Regions from separate parts of the Homo sapiens genome. Here region 2 is linked to region 1. Evidence: chromatin contacts called from ENCODE Hi-C data. All regions are on one chromosome and are shown on one strand. The core of a region is the stretch at or near the end of the contact, and the rest is flanking DNA. Distances in the headings are between cores, read along the strand shown. Region 1 overlaps CAMK4 (calcium/calmodulin dependent protein kinase IV). Region 2 holds the start of NREP (neuronal regeneration related protein).

Evidence for each region. A loop is a pair of places that touch in the nucleus more often than their neighbours do. Pooled maps may share reads with other maps.
Region 2: a loop to region 1 is called in a pooled map, with 7 times the contacts of the local background. The contact joins the promoter of NREP here to the enhancer-like site in region 1. A Hi-C loop is called at or near these places in 7 of 37 single-sample maps with no recorded cell type and 5 of 50 pooled maps.

The regions. Positions count from the first base shown.
Region 1 is chr5:111,252,351-111,258,000 of GRCh38, forward strand. All of the region lies in intron 1 of CAMK4 (calcium/calmodulin dependent protein kinase IV), which reads left to right. Among named protein-coding and RNA genes, the nearest start is that of CAMK4, 31 kb to the left of the region's middle. RefSeq lists enhancers at 821-910, 961-1,010, 2,049-2,138, 2,359-2,628, 2,789-2,838 and 1 more. Within about 2 kb of position 2,506, at least 3 of the 41 ENCODE cell types and tissues checked have a DNase peak (open chromatin) inside an H3K27ac peak, as active enhancers do.
Region 2 is chr5:111,754,511-111,760,160 of GRCh38, forward strand. NREP (neuronal regeneration related protein) reads right to left here and starts at 2,684. Exons shown (of 4, transcript NM_004772.4): 1 at 2,626-2,684; 2 at 1,260-1,320. The coding sequence starts at 1,262. RefSeq lists an enhancer at 1,884-2,441 and silencers at 3,035-3,434, 3,455-3,814.

The DNA.
Region 1 (5,650 bases), core at 1,256-3,755:
ACCTTCTTATACATTTTTGTTTAGTATGGAGAAGTGTGGAGGAACACAAAGAAAACTGCATTCTTCCTTGGGCTTTTATGATATGACCAGCATTTTCTTACATATTTTCTATAGATCCTTTCTCCTAACCACCTTTAAATTTAAACATACTTTTGGGGAACTTGTGGTTGCTGGTAGAGTTAGTGTAAAAAATATCCTATGAGTCTTATAGGTCCCAAAAGGACTTACACGTAATACTCAGTTTAAGAACTCTACAATGATATTCTTAGCAGTAAGCTGGTAACTAACATAGTAATAATAATACTACAAAACAAGTTAATCATAATGTAATGTTAACCAAAAGAACTTGTAAGAAAAACTTTGACTCTATTATTTGTGACTCACTACATTTTTCCTGGAGAAATTATTTTATCCGTGATCCTACAGATTTTCAAAATAAGGGCTAGATAAGGAATGTGTCTGTAATTAATGACAGTTTTTGGTAGGGGTGAAAACAGCATTGTATAGACTAGAAAAATAATTCTAGTAGTCTACAGATTTTCACCAATCTGACAAATACTTAGCAATAGCAAGTGATGCTACTTCTATTGATGACAGCTGTGCATGGACAATGCAGAAAGAGATAGAGGGCTCAGGCTGTCAGTCATGTTTGCATTTGTCTTTGCTTTCTTATTTTTGTCAAACTTGCTTTCTTATCTACAGAGAACTTGTTTCTTGTAGGTTACTTGGCTTCCGCTGATTAAATAACTGGAGCAACACAGACACATGTACATACACACATTTATGTTCTCATTGGTAATGGCTTAGTTTTTGATGTGGAGGTGGGTTAATTTGACAAATGTCTGCATGGATGGTAATTTAGTGCACCTTTCCTGTCCCATCATTTTTGCCTTTCATCTTCCTCTAAAAGGACCTTCGGGTTCTGGCAGCTGCCCATGGAGAAGACTCAGAGCTGTGTGCTGATGGTGCTTTTCTAGGCAGACCTCTCAAGCCAGCAGCAGGTGCCGGCTGCCCTGCTTGCCCCGGAACCTGGGAGGAGAGACATTTCCAGTTCCGGACAGGGTTGGGCTGTTCTGCTGCAACAGATGGTCAGCATTTGGTTTTCTCAGTCATGTCACCTGGGGAACTCCAATACTGTTTTATGTTCTGTTTCTTACTTTTCATTTAAAAAGAAGCAGAAAGAGAAGCACCATGCCATATCAAAATAGCTGACAGCTTCCATGTTGAGAAAAATGAAAGACAATTTTTTGAAGAGAACAGAAATGAACAAATGTACATGGTGCATTTGCTAAAATGCTTAGCTACAATTTTATGATGTTGACTTTATTCCATTTTGTGAAAAACAGAAAAGATTAGCTACTGAGAGGTTATTGAGTATATTATATACAGGCTTTTCTTTCATTTTTCAATAGTAAGTGAGACAAAAATTTCCATTTTAATTTTCTAATTTGATATTCATATATGCACATGGATATTTCTTCATCTGAGATAAGACTGTCATTATCAGCTTCATTTGGTTACATAATGACAAGTCAACTCACTATTTAAACCATTCCCAAATAAATTTCAATTATTTAAATTATAAATTATCTGTAATGTTATATATAAGCATTTTCTTTTCACCTGGAAAAAGCATTTCAGAAATCTTTTTGTGTGCAGAAATAAAACTCTGGTAAAACTACCATAGTTTAAGATCTGAATATTGAATCTGGTTTATGAAAAATAGAAGCTCAGAATAAATTATCATTGTCTTGATTATTCCCGCACATGGATGTGGAAGTGACTCAAATTTTACTCTTAAAAGGTCTGTTTTGGAACTTGAGGGCAAGGGCCTTTGTTCTGCCTTCTAGGGTATAACCAGCTCTGCTCCTGCTTCATTAATGTCTATAAGTTTGTTACAAAGACAGAAACTGACAGGAAATGAATTTAGGGTAGGGGGCACTGACACCCAAAGGGAAGTCACTGTGGACAAGACCCTCTGGGAGGCTGGCAGAGATTGCTGCCACGTGGCCATGGCAGTGTGCGCTGTGAGATGATCCCAGATGTCTGCACAGAATCCCTTCCTGGAGGTGGAGAGGGTTGACACCCTTGTAAAACACAGGGAACAGACCTGCTAACCTCATTTAATGCCTTCACACTCTGTAATGCCAGAAACTAATATTAATATCAAAATACAAGTTTTAAAGTGTGTCAGAGATGATGTTCATGCAGAATGTGAAGAAATTAACATATTGAGAAGGAAACTGAAGAACCAAGGGGTCAGTTTCTCTCAGCATTCACAGAAATCTTCCTGCACATCCCATCTACTCCTGAGTATGTACATTTCCACCTGATTGCCAGCTCCCCCAGGCGAAGGAGTTGTTTCTGCTAATCCCCCATCAATGCATCATGCACACCGCTCTACATCATTAGGCACCTGCCTTTCTGTGAGTGATGGTGATAAAAATGAAACTAGCCAAGTATGTGTGGATCATTGGGTAAAAAGGGTACTGCAGTCAGGTTCTCGGGATTTCCCTGGGGACTTTTGTGGTTTGGAGGAGCTGTTTCTGTAGTCTGTGCAAATACTGTGATGAGGCCCACATCAGATGCTGGGGGGAAATGTGAAGCACCTCATGGCAGTAGCATCACAGTGAGCTCATTGATGAAAAAAGAACCCAACAAAATCCCAGTACTCCTAAAGCTATACTTTGTCCAACTTTTACTTAGTACTTAAAAAAAAAAAAGAATGGTTTTATGTGGTGTTTAAACTGGGCTGTGTATCAAAATTCCCTGGTGTAATTGAAGTACATTTCTGATGGACATTGTTTGAAGGTCTAATTTTGTAGTTGCATGTTGTCTGAACTACTGTTGATGGCCATGAAGCCCTGGTTCCTGAGCCTTATAAATAACTTTGGTCTGCCCATCCTGTGCCATCATCACTTCCATTGGATCTGCTCACTTTGGTGAGCTATGAATGGAAAAACTCTTCCCAAGTATCAAGCAATTATATTTCTCCTTACAAACAGAAAGTGTTTTCAGTGATCTTTATGATAATCTGAGTGGGTTTTCTTGGATTCATGCCCAGCAAGTTTATTTTTGTGTGTAGTAGGCTGATTTTCTGATTTTTCTGTACATTTCTTTGTAGAGTTTACCGAACTGTTTATCTTTGCTGACAACTTCAGCTAGGTCAGAGTTTGTGTAAATTCAGTGAAGCTTTAAAAAAGCCATGATCTAAAGTTCCCTAAGATCTTTATTGCTGACTTTTAGAGTCATGATTTTGTCACAACCTTAGCTGAGCCTGTCTCGGGAATGGAAACAGCAGCTGAATTGTGTGTTTGCATACCCGAAGCCCCAGACCATTCTTGCAAAGCCTCCATTATTTGTCTTTGTAGTCTCAGAAGCTTTGCATTTATGGATTCATTGTATCATCATTTTATGGCTATTTGGAGTCTCTGATGATGTTCTAATTAAATGCCCATTTCCTGCTCACCACTGTTTTATACCGCTTAAAATGCCAACTTCTCCCAGTGTATTTTTGGATATGTGAGTAATGGGTTGAATCAATAGTGTTATTGGAAATTAACTGTTTTTAAGGCTAATGATGTAAAGATTAAAAACATTTCCCCAAGGTCAGTTTCCTTATATTTAGAATGCATACACACACACATATATATAGCTGTATGTATTTTGATATAGACTAATCGATCACAGAATTCAACTGGATATCTCACAAAAATGATCCTGTCTTACATCCATACCATGGCTGCTACTCAGTAATAAAAAGCAAAAAATGATTGGTACATGAAATAACTTGGATGGACTCAAGGGCCATATGTTAGTGAAAAAAGCCAATCTCAAAAGGTGTGATTCTGCTTATATAACACTTTCAAAATGACCAAATTATAGAGGTAGAGAACAAATTAGTCGTTGCCAGGGATTAGGTATGGTGGTGCTATGGTGGGGTGGAATTGGGTGTGATCACAAAGAGGAACATGAGTGATACTATTGTGGGGATGTAATAGTTTTGTATCTTGGTTGTGTTGGTGGTCAGATTAATCAACATGTGAGAAAATGGCATAGAGTTACACACACACATTGCACAAATGTCAGTTTCCTGGTTTTAATATTACTATGATTATGTAAAATATAACCTTTGGGGGAACTGAGTGAAGGGCATGTAGGACTTCTTTATACTAGTTTTGAGACTTCTTGTGAATCTAGAATTATTTCAAAATATTTTATTTGAAATGGGCCAATAGTTTTAGAGAGCCCTAATAAAAATGAGCCTTTTCTTACCAATCAATATCGGTAATAAATGCAGTAATTGACTCTCAGAGCTAGAAAAGACATATAGTATTCACACATAAGTACCAGAATAATGTGGCAGCCCAAGTCTTTTTTTAAAGCTGTTTATAGCTTCTAATCTTGGCAGCAGCTTATTATTTTTGAAAATGTATTAACTACCATGGGCACACTTGTAAAGTGATATTCATTGCTCACAACAGTATCTTTGGTCTTCTGTATTTTGAAAGTTTACCACTTTGGACAGTAAGAGTCATGCCAGCAACATTCCAGCAGTCCTTCAGACAAATCCGTTAAAAAAATAGACATGGCTTTTAAGCAGAAAATTGAAACTGGATCTTTTCTTTACACCTTATACAAAAATTAACTCAAGATGGATTAAAGACTTAAATGTAAAACCCAAAACTGTAAAAACCCTAGAAGAAAATCTAGGTGATACTATTCAGGACATAGGCATGGGCAAAGATTTCATGACAAAAACATCAAAAGCAGTTGCAACAAAAGCAAAGATTGACAAATGGGATCTAATTAAACTAAAGATCTTCTACACAGCAAAAGAATCTGTTATCAGAGTGAACAGACAACCTACAGAATGGAAGAAAATTTTTACCATCTATCCACCTGACAAAGGTCTAATATCCACAATGTACAAGGAACTTAAACAAATTTACAAGAAAAAAACAACCCCATTAAAAAGTGGGCGAAGGACATGAACAGACACTTCTGAAAAGAAGACATTTAGTGGTGACAAACATATTTTAAAAAGCTCAATATCACTGATCATTAGATAAATGCAGTTCAAGACCACATTGAGATATCATCTCACACCAGTCAGAATGACAGTTATTAAAAAGTCAAGAAACAACAGATGCTGGTGAGGCTGTGGAGAAATAGGAATGCTTTTACACTGTTGGTGGGAATGTAAATTGGTTCAACCATTGTGGAAGACAGTGTGGCAATTCCTCAAAGACCTGCAACCAGAAATACCATTAGACTCAGAAATCCCATTACTGGATATATACCCAAAGGAATATAAATCATTCTGTTAGAAAGATACATGCACACGTATATTCATTGCAGCACTATTCACAGTAGCAAAGACATGGAATCAACCCAGATGCCCATCAGTGATAGACTGGCTAAAGAAAATGTGGTACATATATACCAAGGAATACTATGCAGCCATAAAAAGGAACAAGATCATGTCCTTCGCAGGACATGGATGGACCTGGAAGCCATTATCCTAAGCAAACTAACACAGAAACAGAAAAACCAAACACTGCACGTTCTCACTCATGTGGGAGCTGAACATTGAGAACACATGGACAATGAGATACCATCTCAGGGGAACAACACACACTGGGGCCTA
Region 2 (5,650 bases), core at 1,434-3,933, 500 kb after region 1:
AAATACTTTACAGCAGTTGATTTTATTACCATCCTATTATTCTATGACAACAGCTAATTAAGAATTTAATATGAAGTTGGGAACCATTTGCACAAAATCCATTGATTAGCTTAATTTTATGTTCACTTCTTTTGTCTTTCTACCTCAAGTTCCTTAATTTGATCATTTTCAAACAAGGTCCATGTGGTGCTTTGACACCCACTTGTTGAAATGACAAGTGACGCATACATAAAAAATAAAACACTTGTTAATAAAAATCAAACTGAACTCATTTAACTGCCTGATTCATTTTTCTCCTTGGAAGCTTATACTTGGGTTGTTCTCAAAGAAAACATCAAAGATATCAGATTAAATTTTGATTCATTAAATTCCACCCTCGTTTCAAAGAAAAAAACTAAAACTAAATTTGGAAATCACACATTCTAAGTGACAAAGAGGTGTTTTAAAGAGTATAAACATCTGCAGTAGGACACGCTGTACTTCACTAAAAAGTTTTATGATATTTCTATTATTTTTTTTAGTTCATCTTATTTCCAAAGAGGAAATTTTTCATAGATGATTAATATACTTATTCAGCTGCTTTTAATGTGTATTCCTTCTGTTTCCTTAATCAGTAATCAAACATTAAACTGCATTCTCTGTGGATCATAAGCTTTGTCAGAAATAGTTATACTTTTATTTAGAGGTTAACATGCTTGACTTCTAAAATTGAGTACATGTCTCTCACAAATGAAATTATAAATCGAGAAAAATAACAGTAATTATATTTAAATAGATGGGGCACATTAATATAAAAATTCATGCTTTTCATCTATATTGCTTTAAAGGATAGCATATACAGTAGCTGTTTGATCAGCTGGACAGACTCCTCAGTTTTGGGTAACTTCGGCCTAGCTCTAAGACCCAAGGCTTTGTTTGAGCCCTACTGCTGTCACCACCTCCATGCGTGTCACAACACATCACTCTTCTTAAAGAACCGAATAGTTTCTGTTGTTCAAATTAAATAAATCCTCACTTCTGAAAGAGGAATTTTAGTTTTCTATTCAAAATAATTGCAAGTCAAAGAACTAATTTGCCACATCCAATTCACATAAATTGCTGTACTGCAACGCTCCCAGGAACTGGAGATAGAACCTTTTAAAGGTCAGATGGGGTGTAGAACAATGAAGGGTTGAGGCGGATGAAGATGGGTGGTTGATATTTATATGTAACAGACTGGTAAGAAGTACTGAGAATCTCCTCTGATGACCAAGTCTTACCATTTTGAGAATCTTAGTCTTGGGCTTCTATTCTCCCTCTCTTCAGTCCAGGGAGACCAACCTGCAAAATATGTTTAAATACAGTAGACACATCGCCTCACCACAGGTCAGCAAACGAAAAATGCCTCTTTAGAGGTTACAGACGAATAACCATTTTCTGTGGTTAAGATAAGTTACATGCAAATTATTGTTAACTACTGGGATTTCTGAAAGAGCTTTCCAAGTGGCCTATAGGCTTAACTAAGGGACAAAGGAATCCCTGGTACTTGGCTTTGCAGAGTCCTGGGCTATTCTTAGTGTTTGGTTCATCTTTAAATTGCATGAGTTCAAAAGGTTTAGCAACTTAAAAGTAGAACCAAGTGATAAAAATAGATTGTTTTCTGGCTGCTCTTTGTTCCCAGACATACTACTGGCAGTATATTTGCAATCAAGACGACAGAATAGGAATCAGCCTTCCACCGTGTAGTGTAATGCCTCAGAGTGGATATTTTTGGAAATGGCACTGCATTACATAACCTTCCGTGTTTAAAAAAAAAAAAAAAACCCTACACGGCGGGGGGGGTGGGGGGAGTCAGGAATATACACCATTCTGTCCTTCTCCCTAAACCAAATAAACATTAATGTACATACTGCTGCAGTGATTTACCCTCAACCTTTATATTATCAGAAGACCGCTCTTTTGTTAACACAGTTATGACAAAAATTAAGATGAATGGAGAAACTAAAAGTTCTCAAAAAGGGTATCATTCGCTCTTAGAGTTTTCCTATAATGTTATTATAGATACACATAAATGCACATCAGATTATTATAATCACCAAGAAAAAAACAGTCATTTATTTTTAAGGCCCTCCCCGCCAAAGTTCAACTGCTTTATAAGAAAATGCAGAAAAAAGTGCTGCAAGATCGAATGCCTAAGAAGACCCTCGGAAGCAGCAGCATTGAAAGAGTAATCAAGTGTAAGGGCGGAGGGACACAAATTCATTTTATAAAAAGGGAGGAAAAGCTTGCATGCACCAAAGTGCATTTAATGCAAAGAAACACAACAGTTTCTAACAAGGCTTTAGGAGCAAGAAGAACAAAATTAACCACACCAACAAGCACAAAACCCCACCCCTTCCCAAAAGAATTCATTTCTCCCTCCGAACTTGTGCATTTTAGAAAAAACCCAAGTTAAATTCCAGCCTGAATGCAGCACAACCAAAATGCCAGAATTTCTCCAAGGTACACGCTTCAGCTCTTTAAAATTTAGAGGGAAGAAGCATGAACTCTGCAGGGTTGAAGGGTCCAGCTAAGAGCAACGGCAAGGAATCGACACAAAAGAGAAACCAGCGCTCCCAGCCGGGGATAGGAATGGCATATACTTACAGACAAAAGCCCCGCTCCCTGTTCACTCTCTCTCCTCTCTACACCTGAAACACAAATGTGGTTGAAAAAGGGCAACATGCTAGAAAGACAGATTGGGGGGGGAGGGGGGATTGGGGGAGGGAGGGGGAGGGGAAAGGGGTGGAGGAAGAGGAGGGAGGAGGGGGAAGGGAAACAAAACCCAAACCGGCTTCACTTCCAAGAAGTGCAGCCTTGGAAAAAGGAGGAGGAGATCATCTCCCTGCCTCGCGCTCTCTCTCCAAGAGTGTGTGTGTCTCTCTCTTTCTCTAAGAGTCTCTCTCTCTCCCTTTCCCTCTCTCTCCCGCTAGGGTGCTAGTGAACAATGAGCTAATTCTGATGGAGCTGGCGCGGAGCCAGCGCCCCAGCCTTGCTGCCACTGTGCAGCCGCCTAGGAGCCAGACTGCTTACTCGGCAGGAATCGGCGGCTCTGGGCCCCGTCGGCGAGCGGCCAACAGGCGCGCGCGCCCCGACACCCCGCACCCGCGCCCCGGGCGCCCCGCTCGCCGCGCCGTCCCCACTGCACCGCGCGGCGCCCCGGGGAGACAAAGCGGACCCGCAGCTCTGCGCCCCGGCCCCGCCCCGGGAGCACGGCGCGCGCAAATCCCCGGCCTTCCTCCCCGCCCCCGGCCAGCCTCTCCGCCTCGACGTGCGGTTGCTTTTCAGACAAATAAGGAGGTGGAGGAGGCGGTTTGGGGGCGCGCCAAGCGTGAAGGCGGCCAGGGTGCTGCACAGCCCGGCGGCCCGCCAGGGCCGTGGGGAGAGGCGGCGCGGCCCGTACTGTAATAATAAACCTGCAGCAGAGGGCATCTGAGGAAAAGAGGACGGCGACGGGCGGCAGCCGCCTTCCTTTTATGTGCCTGTCCTGAGCGAAGCAGAAAATGGTGCCTGCGGCGGCGCGGAGCCGCGCTCAGACACACAAAGAGTCCGCGAAGGATGCATTTGCACACGGCCTCGGGTCGGACCCTGCCCCTCAGCTGGGTACGCGCGCCCCACTCCCTTCCGCGGGGAAGCCCGGGGCGGGGAGCGCCCCTGAAGGCCGGGCCCAGAGGTCCTGTGGCTGCGCGTGCACACACACACGTGCACACAGTCACACGCGCACAACCAGCCAGAGCTGCGGCCTGGCGTGATCGGCCCAAGACATACTCCCCTGGTGCTTCCTTCTCCTTCCCTATACGCTCCCCCACTGCCTGCCCGTCTGAAATTGTACTTTTTAAAATCGAGGATTGCTTTAAAAAATAAAGTGCTTTGCCATTTCTGATTTTTGTAAACTCGTCGTTCTTATTTAAAATCTATCTTTTCATAGTAATGTAATAGCTCAAAATTTTGCAACAAACTCAAATAAACTGGTTCTGTTGCCAATAAAGCAGGATATCATTTTATGGTAACTCTCAGATGTCACAGGAGAAGATTATTTCCTAATTAAATTGCCTTTCCAAGAAAAAAAGATATAAAGGATCATAGTGTCTTCTAAATTTGCCATCCACTTTTTCCCCTAATCACTGAAAGCAATGTTTTCCATTGTAACAAAGAAAATAAGGCAAATTTACAAAACTCAATTTTTAAACGTGTTTACAGAATGTCTGATGTTTTAGATTTAACATACTGGGTACAGCAATAGCAAACCTTAAAAAGCAATACTTTACACTCACAATTCTAAAAGAATGCACTGAGTTCTCTGTATGCTTGTTGCTGGGACTATAGGTCACCTTTAAAACTACAAAGCCATTGCCACAACAAATGCCTGTTAGACTGCACTGGGTATGATGTTTAAGGAGCCCACTGAAAGCTTCTCTGAATTAATCTAAAACATCACAGTAATTTTCCTGCAAAAATAAGATGATTTGGCAGCCATAGCTAGGAACAAAGGGAAGAAATATAAAACTCAACAAATTCCCTTGACCCTTTCAGGCCAGTTTACCAGCCAGGGAAGTACTGGAAGGAAGGTGTAAGGCATAGGCTGGGTGGTGGGAGAGGGGAGACGCCTGGGGGCTGATCTGCAAGTCTGGAACCCCAACACGCTGCTCAAGGGCACCTCAACATTGAGATCTTTGGCATTCACCTCAGGGTCAGGCTGGGAAAGGACCCCAAGGGCGCACCATCAAATCAGACTACCAAAAATCTATCCCAGTGATATTTGTTCAAAAGCTGCTTCTACAAGGAAACATACATATAAACACATACATACACAGGGACTTTAACGTTTATGTAAAACTTCCCTAAGATGTTCTTTCACAGAGAAGTGTTAATTTTTCTTTCTTTCTTTCTTTCTTTTTTTTTTTTTAAGAAATGGAGACTTACCATGTTACCATGTTGCCCGGTCTCAAACTCCTGGATTCAGGCAATCCTCACTACGGCCTCCCAAAGTGCTGGGATTACAGGCACAAGCCACCTCTCTTGGCCAATTTTTCTTCATTGTAATGATAGACATTCAGGTGACAGATTTTTAAGTATTAAGAACACTGGGTCAGATTCATAGCTTATTTATCTGTTGTGTTCCAGAAAACGGTTATCATCCAACTATCCAAGAAACATTCTTGAGTCTCCTCTAGGTGAAGGGGGCTGTGCTAATCACTTAAGGATATATGAGAAACTCATGCCATGTCACCTCACTCAAACTGTAGCTATAGCTGTCTCACAGTCCTCCTAGCTGCCATGTTCTGCCCTCTTCCATCTATCCTGTAGGTGTTACAGTAGACCCACTCTTCTAAAATTTCTTTTTAATCATGGTATCCCCTGCTCCATTACGGGATAAAGGCCATATTTTGCCACAGTGTGACTATAGTCTGACTTTCTAACCTTATCATCTCTCTCTCAATCATAGAATATCAGTCCTTCACTTCACTCTGATTGATCATTTAGGGCACATAATTATCCCTAAGCCATTACCAGTCAGGAAGCAAAGTCACGCAAAGATTGACTTCAGCTAAGATGTCTCAACCCTTCAGTTATATTGACATTTGGGACAAGATAATTTTTTGACGGGGTGAGGATGGAGGGTGAGGCTGTC